3 separate regions of the Homo sapiens genome follow, and regions 2 and 3 are each linked to region 1. The links are chromatin loops, found by intact Hi-C in ENCODE. Cell type or tissue: sigmoid colon. All regions are shown on one strand. Region 1 overlaps LOC102723789 (a long non-coding RNA gene). Region 2 holds the start of LRFN2 (leucine rich repeat and fibronectin type III domain containing 2). Region 3 overlaps APOBEC2 (apolipoprotein B mRNA editing enzyme catalytic subunit 2).

The links. Hi-C counts contacts between places; a loop is a spot of excess contacts. Peaks named below come from ENCODE experiments on the same cell type or tissue, not always from the same donor. Only the 100,000 strongest peaks of a DNase experiment are listed, where the experiment ranks them.
Region 2: it touches region 1 in a loop (4-fold over the local background); 15 of 110 quality-filtered maps call a loop at or near these places.
Region 3: it touches region 1 in a loop (3-fold over the local background); 5 of 110 quality-filtered maps call a loop at or near these places.

The regions. Positions count from the first base shown.
Region 1 is chr6:39,977,322-39,985,321 of GRCh38, reverse strand. LOC102723789 (a long non-coding RNA gene) reads right to left here. Exons shown (of 6, transcript XR_001744112.1): 6 at 4,981-5,230. Among named protein-coding and RNA genes, the nearest start is that of MOCS1, 47 kb to the right of the region's middle. In sigmoid colon, a CTCF peak has its summit at 4,083 (motif pointing left); DNase peaks (open chromatin) are centred at 4,111 and 5,661; H3K27ac peaks cover 328 bases.
Region 2 is chr6:40,583,316-40,591,315 of GRCh38, reverse strand. It overlaps LRFN2 (leucine rich repeat and fibronectin type III domain containing 2), which reads left to right and starts at 3,952. Exons shown (of 3, transcript NM_020737.3): 1 at 3,952-4,375. RefSeq lists silencers at 3,520-3,589, 3,680-3,779. In sigmoid colon, a CTCF peak has its summit at 3,625; a DNase peak (open chromatin) is centred at 3,685; H3K4me3 peaks cover 1,796 bases; H3K27me3 peaks cover 6,571 bases.
Region 3 is chr6:41,062,090-41,070,089 of GRCh38, reverse strand. APOBEC2 (apolipoprotein B mRNA editing enzyme catalytic subunit 2) reads right to left here. Exons shown (of 3, transcript NM_006789.4): 3 at 5,199-5,989. OARD1 (O-acyl-ADP-ribose deacylase 1) reads left to right here. Exons shown (of 6, transcript NM_001329686.2): 4 at 1-14; 5 at 1,137-1,249; 6 at 2,653-5,318. The coding sequence ends at 2,755. Among named protein-coding and RNA genes, the nearest start is that of OARD1, 6.3 kb to the left of the region's middle. In sigmoid colon, a CTCF peak has its summit at 3,060 (motif pointing right); a DNase peak (open chromatin) is centred at 3,079; H3K27ac peaks cover 1,706 bases.

The sequences.
Region 1 (8,000 bases):
ATATTTCACAGAATCACAGTTGGCTTCTATAGTTATTCAAGTTGGGCTTCTGAAAGGCTTAAGAGAAGCAAATGGTAAAGGTCAATGAGGTTACTGGACTTCTGCTATGTTAAAAAATATTTTATATCAGGATAGGCTAGATTGTACTGTAGTAACACAACCCCCAAATTTTGGTGGCTCAAAGGTTTATTTCTTTCTCATGCTTCATGTCCATAAGGGGTTGGCCTGAGTGTTCTGCTCATTACCACTCAGGCTGGTGAAGCATCCACCTGAACTTGCCAGGTCATAATGCCCATAAAGAACACTCTGGAGAGCCTCCCACCAAAAACTAAATCCTCTATCCCAAATAGACATTTTTTCCGGTCATTTCTGCTCATCATTTTGGACTTCATGAGTTATATGAGCCAAACCAACCAGGAACCAGGAAATAGGTGTTTTTTTTTAATATGTGCCTGGAGTGAAGAAGGTGAATATTGGTGAACAGCATTATTAAAGACCACAACTGGCATCCTATAAAAGTGAAGCCCAGATCCAGACTTTCTCTTCTTTTGCTTTGTCTACTTCAATTCGCCCAGAGAGCCCTGCATCTGTGTTAGTGTCTGTAGCTGGCAACAGCAATGTGAGGCTAGAGACAGCAATATATGCTGTGTTCTGGAAACATTATGCTTGTTTAGGAAATGCTATGGTTGTACCTAGATGGTATAGGTCTAGAACTGGTGCTATGACATCCATAGGTTCTATCTACCATTTATTTGGAAGACTACCCTTAGGAAAAGTGGAACAGATGAGACTCAAGGTTGGAATTTAACAGTGAAAGTGCTAAAATAATTCCATCCCCTCCAGTGGAAGACATCCCAGGATGCTGCCATTGGAGAAGGGCCCCCTCTTCCAAGGCTTCCTGGTGCCAGGTACATAGGGAGTATTAAGTCAAGCTCATGGCAGGAAAGAGAATGCAACTCATATGGTTCAAAGGAAGAGGACTTAATGGAAGGATTTTCAGAGGTGTGGGCAGGATTAAGAGAATCAACCAGGTTGTTGAGGCACCCAAGGCTAGCATCTGTAGGAACCTGGTAATCCCTTGAATCATAAGAGGAAATAGGGTTATCTTAGCTCATCAGAGCTAGAACTGAGGAATAGGGGCTGCTGAACAGATCTATGCTTATTCAAGTTCAGAGCCACTGCCAGAAATGTGGCCCAAAGCAGGAAGGAAGCTGGAAGAAATAGTTCATCTTCTTTTCCCACCTGTCAATCTCCTATCAGTGTCTCTTACTGGCTGAACCTGTTGAGAGAAAAGCCAGCTAGGAAGGGGGTTCCAGGATGCACTTCGCAGGCACCAGCTTCCTGGGCAGAGAGGTGCAGGAAATGATCTGAGAAAGATGAGGAGTGGGGCTAGGGCTAGGGGAGTAAGCAGACTCAACACAGTGAGACTGTCCCTAGCTTAGGTTGAGCAAAATAAGAAAATTACAGTGACTTTTGGCCTTTAATTTATCTAGGATTTTAATTTCCCCAAGGGAAGGGAGATTTTATTTTCTCCATGGCAACAAATAAAGGGTTCATTACTGGAGCTTAAATATCTGAGAGAATTTAATAAAGGGAGAAGATTCATATGGTTTGTTTGGGACATTTTTCACACTGAGTATTCTATGTGTGCTACTTTAGGTACCCACTGTTCTAGTGAACCAGGTTTATCCATGGCAGGCAACAATTTGAGTTAAGAAATAAAATTGAGGGGTCAATATCTGACTATGAGCTTGGGCCAAATGTGTTGGTTTATCCATTTCAGAAGCTTCTAGACTAGAGCCAACAGAAGAACTGCCCATTTCTCTGGGCTCAGGAATTTATAAAAGTCAGTGGTACTAGGAAGCAGCCTTAAGTGTTTACCTTGAAGGGAGGAACTTGCCCAAGTGAAGGAGCAGGTCTCATTCCTGGTTGACTATAGCCTTGAGTGAGGACAATAAACCTGAGCTCACAGTTCTGATAAAACACAAAGCAAGTAAATGTTGATGAGGAAACACTTCCACCACTCCCACCAACCAACCCTCTCCATCTTAATTTCTACTCAACACACAAGGAAGACCTGTTGCATCTAAAGATATTGCTGAGATGTTGGTTGGGTCTCATTTACTAGTTGATGAAGGACTAGGCCTATAAGAGGGTCCTGATTCAGCGCACTCATTCTGTCAACTGGAATGAGAGCTCTAGGAAGTTTTTCATGATCTTTATTATTTGAGTGTCTTCATCAAATTCCTTCCTGCTTGCAGTTTGAAGCTCAGCTCTCTTTAGCTAAGTATCTTGGTTTCTAATCCATGGCCTTTGAGTGTGGAGGGTAGGTAGCAATCTGTGCCAAAACCTCAAACCCCAGCCTTGTGTTTAATTCAGAGCTCTGTATTGAAGGTTACATGTCACTGACTGCTGTGGTTTGAATATATCCCTCAAAGTTCATGTGTTGGAAACTTAATCACCAATGCAACAGTGTTGGGAGGTGGGGTATAAACAGAGGTGACTAGGTCCTCAGGGCTTTTCCCTCATGAATAAACTAATTCCATTATCAGAGTGAGTTTCTGATAAAATGATGAGTTCTGCCCTCTTCTCTTCCTCTCTTTCCATGTGATGCCTTCTGGCATGGTATGTAACAAGGAGACCCTCATCAAATGCAAACCCTCAATCTTGGACTTCCCAGCCTCTAGAACTATAAGAAATGAGTTTCTTTTCCTAGTTACCTAATCCATAGTATTCTTTTATGGCAATACAAAATGGACTAAGACACTGATCTGTCAAGTAATAAAGAGACACTTTGAGTTCTGACTTCATTTTTTATAAATGTCTCTTTGGGGAGCAGAAGACTAGACATCCACTATTCTTTACCCAGTGAAAAGAAAAACTTTTTCTTTTGGTAAGAGCACTTTCCTTTTGAAAAACTCTATTCTGACTTTAATCATGCAGTTTGAGTGAGATTGTCAATCACACTCTATAGGGTGGGCAAGTGGCCCAAGATAAGCCAATCAGAGCAACAGTAATGATTGGCCCTGCTTTGAGCATATGCTCATCTTTTGCCAGTGTCAGTCCTTGTTAAACTGAATTCTGGTTGTAAAGAGCCTTTACCTTTCCTGTAGTGAAGTTGGTAAGAGATGAGCATAAAGCAGCCAGGACCCCATCTCCCACCAGAGAGAGTCAGTCTTTCACAAGAAAGAAAGAATTTGACATTCAAAGCAATAGAAAAATCGGTGAGAATGTTCCAGAAAATATAACTGTCACTCATCCAGTCTTTCCCAGCTGTACCCATGCCCTCCCTGAGGCCAAAAACATTTCCTTTTTGTCTAGGGTAGACTTAATTGGATTTCTGTCACAAGCAACAGAGTCCTGACTGATTTAGTAGAGAAGATGTGTGGTGGTTCTGGGTCCCTGGCCATCATACAACCTCTGACCTAAATCCTTCACAGTACAGATTAGGTAAAGGAATGCCACAAAGTCAACGGTGATCAAATCTCCATAAATAGGTCAGGTGATGCTTCCCAAAGAAGCAATACCTATTAAAGGCATAGGTTTTCAGAACCCAAAAAGCATCATGGGAGAATTTAAGGAGCTTCAAGTAACAGACTAGTAAAAGTAAGGAAATTCTGCAGCAGGAAAATGTCTCACAAGCCATGTTACGGCATTTCAACTTTATCTCACAGGCGATGGGGAGCCACAGGGTTTACCGTCTAAGACCCTTAACCTCTCTATTCCATCAAAACAACTAATAGGTCTTAGACTGGCACTTCTTGTTTTCAGTGGTAGAAGTAGAGATTAGAAGTTAAAAATAACTGGAAGCAGAATCTGAGCTCATTGCCTTGTCCTTAGAAGTCTGAGGCAAGGGAGGATGGGACAGTGCTATTCCTTGGTGATCTTGAACCAAGTTACTGCCTCCCTGACCACCAACCCTACCCCTTACTCCCCACCCCCATCTTCTTATCTGTGACAGTGGCATTTCCCATTCAGCCCTTAAAAAAAAAAAAAAAAAAAAAAAAAAATTGGTTCATTGAGAAACCTTTGCTGACTCATGTACTAACCAACACTTCCACCTAGTGGGAACCTTTGGAAATCATCTCACAGGATCAACACCCCTCTTCCCCGCCACCCACTGCACAGCTTCTATAAAAGACAGAAATGTCCCATTCTCTGCTTGGTCTCTCAGTGACTGTCTCTTTGACCCCAGTCTTCCACTGCCATGCACATGAACATAGTTCCCTACATGGGAATAAGGCTTTGTAACCTGCAAGCAGTGCTCACATATCAGCCTCTGTGGCCTTCATCTAAAACAGTACATCCGTGCTTCCTGGCTCTGTTCGTCATCTTGGTATAAACATAGGATGGCAATAGTGTCCAAACATGGCATTCCTCTGGATCTTTCACTGTCTATTTTGAGTGGCCTTCAGCCCCCTCATATTCCTCCCTAGTGATTTTAGAAATTGTCAGTGCCAGTTGACAACTCCAGTCATCTGGGTGACTGTAATGTATGCCATGTTTATTTTTTTATCAACTATATGTTCACTCACTGGAATGATGTGTTCTTTTGGCATTCATCTCTAAATATTACAGCTCCTTGCTTAATGAGATACCAAAGCCCATGTAAGATACTGGGGACATTGTTATCTATGCTGAAAAGGCCACCATCACCAGATGTCCTCTAGTGTCTGAGCTACTAGTGTCATTGTCAAGGGTATTGGCTATTACCATTACCAGGACATCATCCCCACCCCCTGCCCCTACCGTCTCCCCTCACTATCAGCAGTTGTCATCAACTGGCTCTCTTACATATTCAATGTTCTATGAAGACAAAAGTTTTCTGCTCTACAGTCCAAAGGCTGATGAAATATTTCTATTGGAGAAAATCATCCCTACTTCTAATTCTACTTATTTCTATACCCCAACTTCTATCCACTTTTTTCAAACCTAGGGTCAGAAGAACAATATTTCTATTGCAACTTTGGATGAAGTTCCACCAAAGTGAGTTGTGCTTCTTCTCTTTTCCAGTGCTTAATTCTGAGACATGGCCAGGTTTGAGGCTGGGTAGGAGAAAAACAACTAGAGAGCCAAGTCTCACTGCTTTGTTCCTCACTTTGAGAAAAGGGCAGATGATTCAGGATCCTCTGATCTGGACTCCAGGCATCATTCTTGATGGATTTCTAGACCCAGGAATTGCCTTGGACATCATCCACTTGCTGTATGCTATGTTCAGCCTGGAACAGAACTGAGGGAGGAGGATGGGAGGGGAAGGAAGAGTGGGCAGAAGGGAGAAAGAGATAGAAACAAAAAGAATACAGTGAAAACTCCATGAAAAAGTAGAAAGTGTCCATATTTTTCAGGTCACTTGGTGGACATGACTTCCTGTCTTTCGTGTAATATGGAATCAAAATTATTGAAATAGACTGATTTGGTCTCCTTTTAATTGTCAGGAGTGAAAGAGTAAAGGGATGTGTTTGTTTTGCTTTGGGTCTATTTTTGGTCATGAATTTTGCAAGATTGCCAAAGATTATGTTTATTCTCTTGTTGGCTGAAGATTTCACCCTGTTTTTCTGAGAGGCTGGGCTTGTCTTTTCCACCCATCTCCTGGGAAAGAACGTAAAAAAAGAGGGAGTTGAATGGCTTCTGCAGAGGCAAGACTTGAGCTGGCCTGAGAGGAGGCAATGGCTCGGGTCCACAGAGAAGAAGGCCTGGATTTCAGTTCTCTACTTGCATCATGGTGCCTGTGTTAAACATTGCTAAGTTGCAGACTTCATGCACCCAGCACAGGCCCTAGCACAGAGTAGGCATGCAATAAGAGCTTGCTGAGTAGAACTGAACAGAGAATGTCAAGGTTATGGGGAGATACCTAGAGGGTTAATCTGGATCTTCTATGCAAAACTCTAGGAACAATGAAGGAGGAAGCTATTTAGTAGTTGAAAAGAAATAGCAGAAACTGGAAAGTGCAAATTCAAAAATAAGTCCTGCAGAGACATTTAGAATAAGTCTAAAATCTTAGTATCAGAAATTGAGAATTTGAGGAAATCTAGTTGAACCTGCTATTATAACCAATAAAGTGGCCGCATCTTGATCCTGCCACCAGTTTTTGGGCAACATCAGGCAAGGTTTTCTATCTCCCTCAGGTGGCCTGATTTGCATTGCCCAGGATCCTGTAAGAGGAAGGGAGGTGTCCCCTGTGGCAATGAATGGAGGGGAAGCATTGACTGTGACAGGAACAGGGCATAAGAATAACATGTTCTCATTGCAGCATTTGGGAAATACAAGGAACCAGAATAAAACTGTGTCCCCAGAGTCTGGTGGAAATAGGGTTTCTTCATTTACCAATGGACTAATACTTTTTTGAGACAAGGTCTTACTCTGTTGCCCAGGCTGGAGTGCAATGGCATGATTGCAGCTCACTGAAGCCTGACCTCCATGGCTTAAGTGATCCTCCACCTCAGCTTCCCTAGTAGCTGGGACCATAGGCATGCACCACCATGCCTAATTTTTTCGTTTGCAGAGACGGGGTCTTGCAATGTTGCCCAGGCAGCTCTCAAATTCCTGGGCTCAAGCAATCTACCTGCCTCAGCCTCCCAAAGTACTGGGATTATGAGCATGAGCCACAGCACCCAGCTTACCAATGAATTATTGAGTGGTATGTGCCAAACTCAATACTGACCACAGAAGATAGATAGATGAGGAAAATGTAGTCACCATTCTGAGAAAATTCATAATCACTCAATTGACTCATACTTCTTTTCTCTAGAATATCCAACTCCAGCCTCCCTTTTACTACAAGTTCCTGTCTCCCATTCCTTCTGCTACACCCACTCATTGATTCCTTGACCCACCCCTACCACCACCCATCTCCCAGCTCCCAGCTTACTCAGCCTCCTTACCTCCCTACCTTCATATTTTCCTATGAATCCATGGCCAGCTATATTCTTAACAACTTCCTCATATCCCCGATGCCCTTGATCTTTCCACCTTGTCAAGTCCCAGTTTAAATGCAACCCATGCTTTTCATCCATTCCTTAAATATTCTTTAAATACCTGCCATGGGCCCCAGCCACTCTTCTAGATGCTAAGGATACATTAGTGAGGAATAAAATTCCTTCTGGGGCCTGTGTAGAAAATTTTCATATAAACAATAAATATATAGTAAAAAAATGCAATAAAATGTCATAAAAGCTATGAAAACAAAGCAGAGTAATAAGAGGGGTCAGGGAAGAACTCTTTGACCTGAATGAAGTAAAAGAGTGAGCCAGGAGAATATCTTGAATAAGAAAACTCCAAGGGCCAGGCGGCCTGTAATCCCAGCACTCTGGGAAGCCGAGTCGGGCAGATCACGAGGTCAGGAGATCGAGACCATCCTGGCTAACACAGGGAAACCCCATCCCTACTAAAAATACAAAAAAATAGCCGGGCGTGGTGGTGGGTGCCTGTAGTCCCAGCTACTCGGGAGGCTGAGGCAGGAGAATGGCATGAACCCAGGAGGCGGAGCTTGCAGTGAGCTGAGCTCACGCCACTGCACTCCAGCCTGGGTGACAGAGAGAGACTCCATCTCAAAACAACTCCAGGAGGAGAAGCCCTGAGGTAGGAAGACAGTGTGGCTGTGTGAACTAACCGAGAGGAGGAGTGGTAGGAAGTGGAAAGCTGGGAATGGGTGCACATAGGGCCTCATGAGCTGTATTTGAATTCTAAGTGTAATGGGAAGCCATTGGAGAGGGAATATTTCAGCAGGAGTGATGTGATCACTAGAGAAAAGAGCCTCCAATGCAGGTGCTGTTGCAGAAATCCTGGGGAGAAGTGGGGGTTCATGCGAGGAGGGTGGCAGTGATGAGAAGGGCTCAGGTGCAGGACACGGACTGTAGGTAGAACCCACAGAATCTGTGAAAGAACCGGGCATGAGTTACAGGGAATCATGAGACAAATCCAGAGTGACTCCAAAGTGAAGAGTGTTGCCATCTTAAGAGATGGGGGATTAAAGGAGTAGGTTGGCAGAGTGACAAGGAAAT
Region 2 (8,000 bases), 610 kb before region 1:
GTCATTCTGTTAAGGAATTTGGGAATACATATGCATACTAATAAGAATTTATTTTGGCTTCTTCTTAATCCAGCATTTGGGAAGGGAGGAGAGGTAGAAGACACTGCAGAAATAAAAGACGTCACCCTTCATCTCCAGATAGGGCACCCTGGTGCTGGGCCCTCAGCTCCTGAGGATGCATTTGTCCAAGTTCTGTGAGGCTAAGGCTGAGGCCTGTGGATAAACTGGGGTTGGGCTGGCTGTTGGTCCTGGGGGAAGCTCAGTGAACGAGGTGCTAATTCAGGAGTGGCTCCCAGCATCCAGTCCATGGAATAGACTCAGTGGAGGGAGATCCCAAGACCTTATGAAACTGTCCAGGATCTTTCTTATTCCCCAGCCCACAAAGTCACTCTTCAGGCCACAGTGAGCCAAGGGAAACTCTAAGAAGTGTATCTAGCACACCCTGGGATTACAGACTGCACCCCTTCTTTAGTGAAGCAGGTTCAATGGTCCCTACCCTGGGATTCCATAGCTTCACCGGGCTCTGTCCTGTCATCAAACCAGAATACTTCACTGCAAAAAGCCAGTCTCCTCTCCTTTTCATACTCAGTGAATACAGAGAAGAGAGACTCACCATCATCCATTGCAAAGGCGTCTTTTCATTGGTTATAAAGGCCTAGGCCAAATCAGCCTTCTCTTCAGGCTGAGTGCCTCTCTACCTCAAACCCTCCTGGGAACTCTTCTGATCAGACACTGTGATTCCATTTAGCCAGTGAGGGTTGGGAGCCAACCATGTGCCCAGAAGTGTGCCAAGGGGTCTGGGGTTTATAGTCCAGTGAACAAACCAAGAGATACAGACAACAGGGTAAGGCTGGTTAGGGGTGTCAAGGAGAGCAGGCATGGCCTGCAGGGGAAGGCGAGTCCTGATTGGGAGTGGCAGGGAGCCCAAACTTTCTTCTTACTGGGGGTATTGAAGTTATATTCAAGGATGGAGTGCTGCCTTGATGTGCAGCCTAAAGCACAAGGCACAGTCATTCTCTACCACATCGAGACATGAAAGGGTGTGTGAAAATATCCCTAAGCACCTGCTGGGAGCTCTCTGGGAAATCATTTATCTGCCCTGCACTTCAGTGCCTTGGCTCTAAAACTGAAACAAAAAAAAGTATGTACAAAGAACCTTAAAAATGTTCATACCCTCCAGCCCAGTGATTCTACTTCAGGGAGTCTAGCTTAAGCACAAAAACAAGAATGTGGGGAAAGACTTAGGTACAAAGATGTTCATCACAGGGTTATTTAGCAGAATGAACACGAAGAAGAATCAAAATGCCCATTATTAAAATGGCTTTCACTCCCCAACCCCTTCTGGAATGATGGGATCACCTCTTTGGGAAGCCCTGGCTCAACTCTGAGGTAAGTAACCAGTACAGGAAGCCAGGTGCCACGTTAGTGACCCTAACTCAGTCCTTGTGGGCTTGTTCGAGGAGCCAAGAAATCCACCATCTTTCACCTTTTCATGATCCAAGTGTGGATTATCTTCTGGGGATTTTCATGGTAAACGGTGACTGTAGATTGGTGTTCTCTTGGCCTCTCAAGATGTATGTGGTCCCCATCCTGCTCCATCTGTCAAGGTTGCTTGGGGGTTCCCAGAGCTGGAAAGGCTCTTAGCAAATGCACAGTCCAAACCCTTTGAGGAAAAGGGACTTGTCACATTGCTTGTTAATACAAAGCCATGGTGAGCATCCAGGCCACCTGTGCCCCAGCACAGTACTCAGGTTATGTTGGGGCAAATGTAATTAGAAAAATAAACCAGTAATTCTCAGAATTACCAATGACCCAGGTCTTGGCTCTTCATGGAATATCCATGTTTCTGACTTGAGAAAACTTCTTGATGGAGTATTGGGTTCACTCTAGAGCAGAGATTGATCCATCCTTCCTATATCCCTCATTCACATCATTCTAATGCTTTTCTGGTTTCTAAAAGCAGCTCCATTTCTACTCTGGTGCCAGCTTGGTCCTATCCCTGCCACTCCGTTCTGGTTGTCTCATGGGTGACTGAGGGTTAGGGGAGATAACCTAGCCCACTGCCCCCAACCCTTGGGAGAATTCAAAGGCTTGAGCCCAGGCTGTGGTTCTTCCTAAGCCTTTCTTCCTGGGAGCTCCCGCCAATAGTAGGCAAGCCCTCAGGTAAGCAAAGAGTAAGGCAGTTTCCCTGCTGTTCTCCCCTCCTTCTTCCCTTCCCCTTCCTCTTCCCTACTTGCCCTCCCCAGTTTCTACTCCACACCTCCTTTTACTCACCTCTTCCTTCCTCATTACTTTCCTTCTCATGACTCTTCCCTACCTCTATCCCTCACTCCCTGCTCCTGAGTTAGATCCCTTCTCTCCAAGGCCCACCCCATATACCTTGAGTTTCATCTTGGCCATGCCCCTCCCCCACCAGGCTTTCCAGAATTCCTGCAGGGAGAGGCTTGTCTTCAAGGATATGCAGCATGCCAGTTTGGCAGTTTCCCGGGGTGCACATGTGGAGGGTGCACACATGAGGACCAGCTGCCTCGGCTTCTGCAGTTATGCATGTGTGTAGAGAGGACACAGGGTCGTATGTTACAGATGTATCCAGCCGAGCCAATCCTGGGCTGCAGAGACACATCCACATGCAACATGTGCCTCCCTGTGGGTAACCGGGACAGGTGCACGGGATGTGTTAGCCACCAGGAGAGAAGAGAAGGACTGCAACATTGACATTCTTCCTGCCCCTGGATTTACCAGCTGGAGTACCAACAGGAATCTCAAAATTTCATTTCCTTTAGAAGGAAGGAAATGCCTCTTGGGGAGTCCAGTAAGGCAGAGGACGGTCCTACCTTTCTGGTAACTAGTTGTTTATAGTGAACCGAGAGGATAACCAAAGACGAGACCTTGGCCAGACCTGGGTGTTCTGACTGTGAGCTCACAGTCTGCTTTGAGTAGGGTCTCCGCTACCTACCACATGCCTTGGACAAGTCACTTTACTCTTTTGGGCCTCAGTTTCCTTATACATCAAATGAGGGTTGCTGAGAAGATCAAACAAGTGAAGAGTTGTAAAGATGCTGTGCAAACACTTGGCGCCACTGCACCCTTCACTGATTCTTGTAATAATCATGAAAAGTCAAAGTGCGTGTGTGTGCGTGCACGGGGCGCTCGTTATTCATAGGTCCCTTACCAGGATTCGAGAATCTGAACTGGGCCCCAGGACTGGGTGGGCGCGATCGCCCCAGCCCCCACTCCCAGCCTAGGGCCGGCGCGGTCGGGTTTTCCTCCAGCAGGCGGCGGGCTGACGGCTGCAGGGCGCGCTAGGCACGTGAGGTGGCAGCGCCGTCGCCAGCTGCAGAGGTGCAGCCCTGGCCGCCCGGCTCGCCTTCCGCAGGGGCTGCCCGTGCCGCTGGACCGCGGAGACCGCCCTCCCGGTTCCGGGGCTCGCGGCCTGCCCACCTCCCTCCGCGACTGCGGCCCCAGCCCACTCCCGCCCCACCGTGCGTCCCCGCGCCACCCCTGCCAGGACCGTGAATCCCTCTGGTTTCCGCGGCGGTGTTGGTCGTCTCGGAAGCGGGTGCGCTCGGCAGCGGGCAGGGCAGCGGGCGCAGAGGCTGCCTTCGGCTCCTGCAGCTCCGCGGTTCGCCACTGGGGGCTGCCGCGCCGGAGAGCTCGGCGGGGACGGTGCGCACGGCCGCCGGGTTCCTGGGCGCCTCTGGCCGCTGGGTTTTCTCCACTGCTGGCCCTGCGCTGTCTCCGCAGCCCGCCCGACTCCCTCCCAGATTGGAGCGTGTGATCCGTGTGTGTGTGTGTGTGCGTGTGTGTGTGTGTGTGTGTGTGGAGCGGAGAGAGAAACCGGGTACGCGCGTATGCGCGCGCGCGTGGGGGGCAGTGTGCATGCGGGGAGTACGGGGGAGTGTGTTTGTGTGTGCGTGTGGGTGTGAGTGCCTGGCTCCCTCTCGCTGAGACACACATACACTCACACATACACAACCCGGCAGGCTCGTCTGAACTTGAAGACACCCCACATTCCAAGATGCCCGAGGTTCCTGGGAATGCCTGGGGTTCTTCGATCCGGAAAATCCTACCGGCATCCTCCTAGGGAGGGATTATTATTATTATTTTTCTTTAATCTGGAAGAGAAGAGAACAAGTTGTGCTTTTCCCCCCTTCTTCTTGCTAAATGCCATGGATATAACTGAATAAGCGGCTCAGGGCTTTCCCCGCGTGGACGTCCGAGGCCACCATCTGCCTGCATTCGCCGGAGCCGCCGGAGGGTTTAGCTCGAGTCTGTCTCGGGCGGGGAAGGATGCGTGGCCGAGCCGGGGAGCCCGGGCGCCCCGCGGAGCCGGCCTCGGTGCCACCCAGCCGGGGGTAGATGCTGCCTCGCCCAGGTGAGTGGTCGCCGGCGCTGCGTCTTTGCGATCCCGGGTGTCCGCGGGAGCTCGGCGCGGGGCTGAACGCACCCGAGGGAACCGGGAACTTTGCATCCCTTTCTTTTTCTCTTGAAGACTCCCCGCATCCTAGGTGCTCATGCGGACACCCCCTTCTCTTTTCGCCCATCCTTATCGCGAGAGATTTCCTTTCCTTTCTTTAGTCTTTATTTCCTACAGTGGGGGTGAAACTCTGGCGGGGAGCGGGGAGAGCCGGGTCCATGTGAGACTGGAGAGCCGGATGGAGAGACGGGGAGCCACGGGTGGATGGAACCGTTGAAAACAGCAGGAGAACTTTGCCGCCAGACCACTCTGTTGCATCTCCGCACATGCAAGGCCTGGCTAGAGCCATTGCTGGGGGCTAGGTGGGGGCGCCGGGGACTCCCTGAGCTCTGTGGACTGGGTGGGGTGGGGTAAAGCCAAGTGCGGAAGGGTTGATGCAGAGCGGATGGGAGGAAGGAAGGCATGGTTGCAGTTTGTGGGGGCAGGTAGGGCAGGTTCAGGGACCCTATGCTGGCCTCAGGCAGAAAGCAGATCAGGGGGATTGTGTGTGTGTGCAGCTTGGGGCATCAGAATGGCATGATGAAGCAATATGGAAAGTGGCATTAGCCATGCCTGGGTTCCTAGGTCTCTGTCTCCCACCCAGCCCTGCCCTGGTTCTAAGGTTGGCCTGGGCAGGGAGGAGGGAGAGCAGTAGACCGTTCCGAGGTGGACAGTGCCTTACTTTGCACAGACCTTCTGAGGGAGGTGTCCTACTCGTCTTCCCATCAGCCCGGTACAAAGGACAGAGACAGAGAGTTCTAGGGAGATAGAGCCTCTGAAAACCAGAGCAGGAGGGAGAAGAGAGCCTGAGTGGAGACCGCAGAGGGACTGAGCCAGACTGTTGCCAAATGCACCCGGCGACAGCAGACAGCTGCAGACGGACAGACACCTGCAGGGACAGGGAACATGTCAGAGCCTGCACTCTTGAGTTGGAGTTACAGGCATGGCTATAGATGATGACCCCCTCCCCTGGCCACAATGGAGTGTGTGTGTGTGTGTGTGTGTGTACGCGTGTGTGTGTGTACGCATGTGTATGTTTCAGGGAGGTGGCAGCTGTGGCCTCCATGGCCTGATTGGCCTTCTAGTACTGGGGGAGGGGGAAGCTTCAGGAATTTGACCCCCTGCTGCTGGGGAGGAGCAAAGCTAGGGAGGAAACTGCCATTCCCTGGGCTGTGAAGTTCCCAGGGGCCAGGGCTAGAGGTTCTATGTGGGCTGTTATTCTTGTGTGGGGGCCGATTTGGAACTCAAGGTGGGGAGCAAGGGAACTAGGTCTTGGGGTTGTGCCCTGGTCTGGTCGCTGCCCTCTGGCAGGAGCTTTATATAGCCACACACAGCAGAGCCCTGAGGGTAGTGTCATTTCCTTGTGGGGTACATCAGAGGCTGAAGGGGGTCAGAGTCCTGTAGGGAGGATTCAGAAGCTCCAAAAGGCCTGCACTTGGAGCCGTCATCCTCCGCCGACCATGCCAGCTGCCTGGGCCCTTCTGCTGATGCTGGAATGTCATCTTTCCCTTCTGACTCTGGCTGGGAGTGCAGAGTTGCATCTCCCTCTGGCCTCCTCACATGCTTCTGCTCAGGCCCCCTGCCCAGCCCTCAATTTAGAGTTTCTGGTCTAATTCCTGACCAGGAATGTAATTATTTATCTTCCTGCCCTCATCCTGGGGATGCAAACAGCAAACTTGGCATTTCTGTTTCAGCCTCTGGAAGGTTGGCTCCCAGTTCCATCTCCTGTCTAGAAGAACTGGGTGCCTGCCTGCTGTGGGCTGGAGGCTGGGGTTCAGGGCTCCTTCTTCTGTGAAGTGCCAGTTCTTTGCTCAGGCCCAGAAACGTGAGAAGCTGGGGAGTCTGGCCTGAGAGAGGGTGAGCTGGGAGCTTCCAGGAGGTGAGGCTGAGGAGGAGAAGCAAGATAGATGGGAAGAAAATGCAGTCAGAGTGGGTGGGGCCACCGGGGAAACCAGGCAGCCTTCTGGCCAACTGAGTCCTTCTTTGACTGAAGGAGGAATTGCTCTTCTTATCTTTGCTTCAGCTCCAAAGGAAAAAAAAAAAACAGGGATTCTGGCCTCCAAGTGCCAGTTTGCCAAGCCTCTTCAGCCTGTGGGGTTGAGCAGGTTCTGCTCTCCTTTTTTGCAGGGTGGATGTATAGAGGCTTATAAGCTCCTGGCGTGGGGTCTGTCTACCCAGGGACAGTGGAGAAGTGAAATTGGAATTAATTGTTTTCAGAAACTCCCCTTTCCTAAGGTAGATATTAGCATCTAGGGAGTTCACAGTCTGATGGGGGAGGCTGCTAGACTGGAAGCAGAGACATATAGCAATAAACAACCTGGGATGGCCAAGTGGAATTGGACTCTGAACAAGAGCAACAACAATTTGAGTATTTTGTGATTTTCCTTTGGGTAGGGGTGGAGTTTTAGGGTCCAACTTATTGAAGGGATAGAGTTGTCATATAATGGAATGAAACCTCAACTTGGGTGGCCTGGGTTCAAATTCTGGCTCTGCCATATCTTGGTTAACAATGTGAGTCTTTGTGTTTTGACCTGGTAAAATAAAATAATAGCATGTACCCAATAGATGTATTATGACCTGATGTTTTCCTGGCAGTCCCCAAACCGCTTTTCAGATCTGGGAGAGTCTTCAGTGGAAACAGGGAGGGTTGGAAGGGAGAGAGAGTTCTTCAGAGACATGGAGGATAGTACAGCCAACTTCCCCCTGTCCAGGGAGCTGCCAGGAGGGTTTGATGCCATCAGACATAAGCTGATTGTTAAAAGGCTCCAGAAAGCCCTCCAGAAAACTTTGAGAATTGATGGTTGAGGAGCAAATTTCACCTCTGGGGCCCTGGCACCTGCTTCCCTCCCTTTCTCTTGTTTGTTTTGGATTTTTATGGCCATGCACATTTGCTCAGGAAGTGGGGCTCTGCATTTTACAAGTATCACCAGCCACCCTTTCCTGTCTGAGGTTTGAATGTAAAATACCCCCCCAACCGCCGCCAGCACCCAGTCTTCTCTTTTTGACTCTGTTGCCCACTCCCCCAAGGGTGACCTCAGAGGAATGTTGTGAGGCCCAGGTAAAGTGAATGGATACAGCTCTGTGGGGCCTGGGCAGGGGTTGTGATTGAACTGGGTCCTATCTGTGTAGTAGCGGGAGGGATACATCCAATTTGAGAGAGGGGCCTGGTTTTCTTACTGATGAGACAGGATGCTAATGGTCATCCCCCAGGGTTGTTGGAAGGGCACAGCAGCATGTGTGACTGCACTTTGTAAACTGGACAAGCCCTTTAGCACTCACAGCTATATTTGTGACCCTTTCTCTTTAAGACTGTCACTAAAATGTCAAATATAATTATACTCAGGTATCAGGGCACTAAAGGTGGACTTTCACGGGTCAGTTTTATGTGGGACTGCAGTTAACCAGTGATTACAGGCCAGGCAGGTGGACACTGTGCCTTCTGAGAAAAGGGGTGTTAAGAACCTGCAGAAACAGGGCAGTTGTGGTTCACATAATTGGGTGGGACTGGTAACAGGAAGCTAGGAAGGGGCACATGGGCAGCATT
Region 3 (8,000 bases), 1.1 Mb before region 1:
ATATATATTACTTGGTAAGATGGGGCCAATTCCTTTTTTTTTCAGGGCCAGTTCTTAATACATTTTAAGGATTTGTGAACAGATGGGCTGCACTGCATTTGTGTTGATCATGATGTTCTATTCTAGACAACTAAGAATGTCAAAAAGCTTCCTATCTTATGACAACTCCAGTCCAGTGATGGCGGCTACTTGGAGCACTGGGTTAGAAAGAAATGTGAGGCTGCATCCCAGCTCTGTGGGAAAGTCGTGTATCATGTACCATAGGCCTGTTCTAAGACTTGCAAAAGTTAGGAATGCCTGCCATACTATATTTCCTAGGCAGAGTGAGATAAAAACAATAATGTCTCAAGAGACAGATTTCCCAAAGGAGCTTTTCTCTTATTCCATGTCAAATAGCACACTGATAGCAAGGGGGTGAATAAAAACAAAAAATAATAAGTGCAGTCCCAAATAATACTTAGCTCCTCTCCTAACTACTGCCTGAATGTGGGGTTCTTCAACAGTCCAGGATGGCATTTGGTCCCTGAAAGGGTGTGGCTTCCTTAGTGGTGGTGGTGGGTAGCTTACAGCTAACCCACTACAAGCCTGATCTGGATGACAAACTGAGTGGGGAGATGTCCTAGCCCCTTTGAATTCTGTCCTTAAAGCTTATGTGGCTTCCAGTGGTTTTACTTTGGGACCCTACCAGTTTTTTCTGTTGTTTTATGTAGAGAGACAAAAAGCAAGCAAGCACAGTTTCTAAATAAGTAGAGGCTTTTAGCAGGGAATTTTCAGGTGGTATGCTTTCTTCCCTGTTAGAGATATGCAGCTTATCTCTTGGAAGTGGCACAGAGACTTCACCTACCTTGCTTAAAAATATTGACAATAGGCATCATCTGCTAATCTCATGGGTTTCCTAGGAAAAGGAAAGATTGCTACGTGGCAGAGTCTGGGTTTCTCAGCCTCTATTTAGTGGATTTTCTTGAAGGTCTCCCATAACAGTGTGGAAAGGGCAATATGACATTTGTCATCCTTGCTCTAGACTAATTCTATAAAAATGTGCTTACTCTTTTAATTATTGGGATGTTGGGGGAATGTGATGACTTTTCTTTGGCTATCATTTTGGGATGATGAAAGTTTGAATCCTTTGTGTTCAGATTACAAAGAAAAGGGCTTCGCACAAGCCAACTTATGAAAACTTACAGAAGAGTTTAGAGGCAATGAAGTCTCATTGTCTGAAGAATGGAGTCACTGACCTCTCCATGCCCAGGCAAGGAAATCCATGGTCCTAAATGGAGATTTAATTGATTGGTGGGGTTTACTATCTTACCCAAAGACAAACAACTTAAAAGCTTAACCCAAAATATAGATTTAAAGGTGGACAAAAGTCAAAATTTTGTAAAACCACCAGTGAACCAGTTGTCTGGCTTTAGACTAAGGCACAGCCATTTTCTAGCTTGAGTTGAATGAATCAGGACAATTACCTTGAAATATACATCTGCCTCAGCCTGCTTAGCAGAGAGCGACCATTGTCATTCAGCTACATTTGTTGAATTCTCAGCACCCTCTGCTTGAAGCTTGGCCTTTATTCCTAAAGCAATGTAAGCTAAAGAATCAAGACTGAGCAATGGTGGTTTTCCTCTTGGACCACTTCCCATCTCCCAAACCTATTACTTTGCGTCAAGAAAGTTGTAAATTATCATTCCCTTTTATACTGCACACTTGTTTTGGTCAGTATGGGTAATAGCCAGAGGATCTGTCCCTGATGTAACTTCTTAGACTTTAGCTATTGGGAATTTAGGGAATGACATTGAGGGTTCAGTAGTCCCTTTGCTTTCTTTTCAGGAAATGGGCCTCACCTCTTTTCTTCCTGTCACCCTGGTAGTTTTGAGTCAATGCTGAGCATACATGCAGTTTTATCTTGCGCCCCACATTACTTTGCATATGGCCTCAAATGTCCCTTATTTTACACTGGTCTTTGATATATTTATGGTGTACATACATATCAGAAACTTTTTTTTTAATCACAATTCCTTATGGACTTAATTATCACATTATGACATGAAATTACCAATTTTAGGTCTCTTTTTTCCCTAGGCGTGTTGAGGATCACTAGAGTAACATCTTGGAAGGTGCCAAGTAGTAGAGTTTTATGGACTGAGTTTATTCTTACCAGGGTGTTGCAAAGACCTTACTCCTGGATTGCAACTATCTTACCATTTCCCAGCATTCCCTCTTGACTTTCTTTTTTGCAGATCCTGTACCTCATTCCTCTTCTCCTTACTTTCGTTAACATTCTGTTACCATAAGTGCATTTTTAAAATACCAACCTTTCACCATCCATCCACAGCCAATTTTAGTCAGTAGTCATAGAGGGATAATGAGTCTCTAATGTCATGACAGTTACACATTTCTAAATGTAGCATGAAATAGTTGGAAAGTAGTATCTTATTAGGCAAACAGAAGTGATAGTTTTTGGATGTTAGAGCTGTCTAGGAATGGTCTTCGGTGACTCACAACAAGAATTGACTTCCAAACTCCTACCATGGTTGCCCATAAGGGTGTCAGACTAGATTATTTGTTTTTATGCTTTGAGTGGATATAGCTTAAAAGAGAGGAGCAGTTTCCTAGATACTTTCGTTACCATCAATGGAGATATTTTGTCTTTTTCAGGATTGGATGTGGTCTTGATCGTCTGCAATGGGAAAATGTATCTGCGATGATCGAGGAGGTATTTGAGGCAACAGACATCAAAATTACTGTGTACACACTCTGAACCAGTGAACATTTTGGATGTTTCCGTGTTCTCCTGTGTCATCTCTACTGGGCCATAGGACCGGGCAAACCTACCTTAAAATAGGCAGAGGAAAGTTTCATGAGAAGTAGTGTGTTTAACAAGACAGACTTTGGTTGCTGTATTCAAGTATTTGGATTATGACTGTGGAGGAGGGCTTGCTTAAGATATGTGGTTGTGTTTTTTTGTGGAAAAGTAAGGAGTTAGGTGGCTTGATAATAGGCAGGGAAACCAGATTGTCGGGACTATGACCTTTTTCTCCAGTATGCTACCTGATTTGTTTGGCTGGCCACTAGGTGGCAGCATTGGTTCTACTTCTCTGCTTTTTAAGAGAAATTTCAGGAAGGATGATCATTCCAGTTAGTTTGGCATTTTTTGTCGTTTGTGCACATAACTTGGTGTTATCCTTATGTCATCAGATTCCTCCTAGGGGAGAGTTTTTGTTTTAATTACAAAATTAAATTCTACATTGTTACCAAGAAATTTGTGGTGATAAAAATGGAAAAATAAAAATTTGGGGAGTTAGTGAGGTTCTGTGCTTATGTCTATTTGTTCTGGACATGGGTAATGGAGGGTTCACCTGCAACTTAATTTCAAACAGTCAGACAAAGGGTCCAAGCGGGAGGAGAAGCAAAGTGAGAAATAAGAGATAAAAATAGACAAGTCAAAAGGCAGGTTTTTAGAATCTCCTCATGGTGAACTTTTTCTCTCTTTTGTCCACTGCATGGTTTCTGTGATTGAACCTGCCTGAATTTAATCATGAAAACAAGTGAAATAATGTATGTTAAATGCCTGGCAGAGTACTTAGCACAGACTAGTGACCCAATAAATCAGTGATTGTCAAAAATCCTTATGAGTCTTCTTTAAAAAAATAAAGGCCACTTCCTCTCAAAAAATTCTCATACCTGTCATCTCAGCACTTTGAGAGGCTGAGACTGGAGGATGACTTGAGCCCAGGAGTTTGAGACAAACCTGGTTAACATAGCGAGACCCTGTCTCTACAAAAAAAAAAGAAATTAAAAATTAGCTGGGCCTGGTGGTGCAGGCCTGTAGTTCCAGCTACTCTAGAGGTTGAGGCGGGAGGATGGCTTGAGCCTGGGAGGTTGAAGTTGCATTGAGCTGTGATTGTGCCACTGCACTCCAGTGTGGGCAACAGAGCAAGACCCTATCTCAATTAAAAAAAAAAATTTGGTGGTGGAGTGGGATGGCCACTTTTGTGTTTTTAACCTCCATAGAAGATTTGGATGTGCAGCCAGCTGGGGTCTAAATATTAGTCCTCTTTTCTTCCGAAGCTGCAAAGACCAGTCGTCTATTGTGGTCATGGTAGGAAAATAAAGTTCATGGATTTAGCCAATGGTTCAGTATCAGAGCTATTCGGGAAACTAGACATTTTCTTGTTTTCCCTTACAGTGGTGTTGAGAGTTAAAACAGCCAGACTTGCTATTGATTTTCTCCCTAGAGTGACTTTGGGTCTGTCACAGGACTTGCTGCTTTCCCAAGTATAAAAGAACAACTGTATTTTAGAAGGGGCTGGTTAAAACACCAGGAAAGTACTGGTTAAATATAATCTTTGTACTTTAGACTGTGTTCTTATCACATATCAGCCTGATAAGAGGCAACAGTTTCAAAAAAGTATTTCACTTTTGTATTTCTAGGTGGAACAGACAAGTTCTTCATGTTGTTGGGGTAGGGGCAGTGGAGGGTCAAGTTCATTATCAAACTTTTAGATTGAGGCTTTTCTTGAAGCATTGCTTTTGTCCACATAAAGTTGAAGGGAAAAAGGAAGGAGAGATTATCTAAATACACAAAATTGAAAGTGAGAGTGGGGGATAAGAAACTTAAAGAAACTTAAAATATTTTGCTTAACTCTGCAATTACAGATGCTCCTCAACTTAGGTCTATGTCTGGGTAACCCCATCTTAAGTTGAGTTCAGTTGAAGGGTGTACTGAATGTGTATGGCTTTTGCACCGTTGTAAAGTCCAAAAATTGCAAGACAAACCATTGTAAATTGAGTACCATCTGTAAACCTTAACACAAGTCAAAACATGGATTTTCTAGGCTTCCTTTACTTTTAAAGAGATTATGGTTATTATTATTATTTTTTTCTTGGCGTTTGAGCCTTGATTCTTTAGACAAAACCTAGTCTCATTCAGGATTGGCTGTAAGTGGAATTCTGGGACTTAGCAGGAATGTGATAAAGCACTTTGTCATTTGCCGATAGTAGTCTTGGGTCAAATTCCGACGACTTATCACACTTGAAGCCTGAGGAAAGGAGGCATGCCCTGGTAATCAGAGTGAACACATTATTCCTGGAAACCTAGTTAGAGTTTGGCAAACACCCGGAAATTCACCTGTGAATTTTTGCTTCCACATAGGACTCAAACAAACCTTTAAAAAAAAAAAAAGAGAGACTTGACATCATCCTGCCATTACCATCAAACACCATGTATTGAATACTTTTAAATGATTGTATATCTGAACATTAAACTACTACTTTTCACCCGCTCCTCTCTAATAAAGAAGCTAGTTGCTTATTAACTGGCATTTGGGATGTGGCTACCTTAGATTTCTCATGCTTTTTGTTCCACCTTCTGCCCTATTACTTGCCTTCAGAGAAGGGAAAGGCCCTCACTTGATTGTCGTAAGAAGTCTGTATGGGAGAGTTATTCTGCATTGTCTAGGCAAGTCTTGGTTTAACCATGGCTTGGTTCATAGCCTGGAGTGTCCCTGTGTCTGGACTAGCTCGCTTGTCTGTGGCAACTTCCAGATGTTCAAGTTTCTTAAAAATCTGGCCACGGGAAAAACACACCACTTCTTTTATTAATGTTGCTGTTTTTCTTTTTTTAAAAAAATACCCAACTTAACATAAAATGCATATTTCAGAAATCTAAACCTCGGGTCTGAGGCTGTTTGTGTTAAGCAGCCCCCTTGGGTGAGCAATTAGGACCTTCAGTCCCATAGTTGACTGGAGCCCATGTATGGTTGCATTTCTCTCCTTGCAGGTCACTTTCGTCCTTCCCGAGAGCAGCATTAGAGAGAGAGTCACAGCCTAAATAAACTACAGCATGAGAAGTATATTTCAAGTCCTCTAAGGGCCTTGTCCAGTATGATTGGTTGGTGTCAAATGTTGTCCAGCTCCAAATGGTATTAGGAAGACAGGCATGTCCCAGATGGCTGTACATGTCATTGCTGTCTCTTGGTGGCAGCAGGAATACCTTGGTAAAACAAACAAAGAAAATGTGTTACTGAGAGCTCTGCTGGCCCCGAACAATGACTAGTTTCTTTTTGAACTAAGGTTTCTGTGTGCCCTTCCCAACAAGTCCCTGGATTTCTCCTCCATAGTTTCCTTTGCAGGATTGGGTAAATTTACCAGGATTGACTAAACCAGAAGCCAGTCTTTCGTTCATGTTTTGATGTGGTTTACACAGAAAAAGCCCCAGAAGAGATCTGGTTTAACTCTGGTCTTTTGACTAAATATAGGATTAAATACTATTTTGTCATTAAAAAAAAAAAAAAGAAAGATGAAATAAGTATGTAAAATAAGACACTTTATTTAACAAATGCTCATTTCTCAAGATTATTTTAATTAAGCAGGGTTGTTCTTTTGGGCTTTTAGATTACACTCTTATCTCATGCCAGTTTTTTTTTTTTTAACTTGATATATCTTAACCTTTCCCTTCACAAACATGAGCAATTCAAATAGAAGACAGGGAAGCATGTTAATGGGTCCAGATAATACAGTTATATTTGAAATCACTGAAAAAAAAAAAAAAAAAAAAAAGCTCTAAGGACTTGCTAGTTAGGCACCTGGGCCCTTGACTCTGAAAGATGTCTGAAAGGAAAATATACTGGGGTTAAATTTTAAGCTGCCGGTTAGTCTGTAGAATCTATGTTGGGTTTATAATTACAGTGATAGTACATACACTAACAAAATCTTCAAGGAATTCTAAAAGTTAAATTTTATATTCTCAGAGGGCACCCTCAGAAATCTGTTTTGACTACTGTTCACCACTATAAAGTGTCTTATTTTATGTGAGCAGAGTACCACACAGTATACCCTATCATAGGCTCACTGACTTCAGTGACTGGGTCCTGCTTTTTAAAAGAAATGGCTGAAAGTTGTATCTTCATGGGTTGGCAAATGCTCAGCTTGAGAATGATCAGGTGCCCATGTGCATGTCTAATAGAAAACACCTGCCAACATCAAGCTCTGGAACATTGATATTTCCTAAACGTGTCTATGAAGCGACATCTTCTCTTAAGGGTGTTAGGAGTGAGAGAGACCAAAAGTAAATTATCTTCATGGAAGCTTGTTGTTTTCATGTTTTAGTAATATGTGAGTTGTTGCAGGATTAAAGTTGGGTAAGAGTGTCGTGAGTACCCCTCCTCTATTACTGGAAGATTTTGATCAGTAACTGGGGCCTTGCAAAGGGGGCTTCGTCATAGCATTTCTGTAGGCGCAAACTCAATCAGACTAAATGTAAAAAAGATAGTAAAGGATCCTTTAGCCCTCTTTCCTGAGGGTAATTAGCCTGTTTCTGTTAGAGTTTAATTTACCCTCAGCAAGAGGCCAAATTGGCCTTAATTGTGTCCTAATTATTTGCTTAAATAGCTAATCTTTCTCCTATCACCTCTTGATATCTGTAAGAGGTTACTTCTGAGCTGCTGCCTACTTTACAAATGTCTTTTTAACTCTTTAAATGTTCCTGCATGGACTAGCTTGTTGCTATATTATCCCCATTCCTGCATTCGACATCCTCCATGAATTCTACTGAGGTCTTCTCAACATAAGGAAAATGTTCCCGTATTGTATTTTCACACAGCAATTGTTGGTCTCCTTCAAAGTGTAGCCATTTGTTTGAAAACATGAAAGCAGGTCTGGCTTAAAACAAGTTAAATACCAGTCCATTTGGGGAATTTCAAAATTACCATAAGTGAAAAAATTGTCCCTGAAGGACTAAAAAACATTCATTAGAGAAAAATGGAATGGTAAGATTGCCAGTGGATATGGGAGTGAGGCATCTAGAAGATGTCTGGAATTAGTAATCCCTGACATGTACACAGGGGCATACTCAGAGGATTTCAGTATCTTCTCTGCTGTGGTTCAGTAGCAGGTGCTTGCACCATCTAAATCTTACCAAAGAACGTCATCTTGCCTCATGAAAGTTTTAGGATTCCTGTCAACCTTGAGTATTCTAAGTTAGGGGAAAGTTACTTTGATACAAA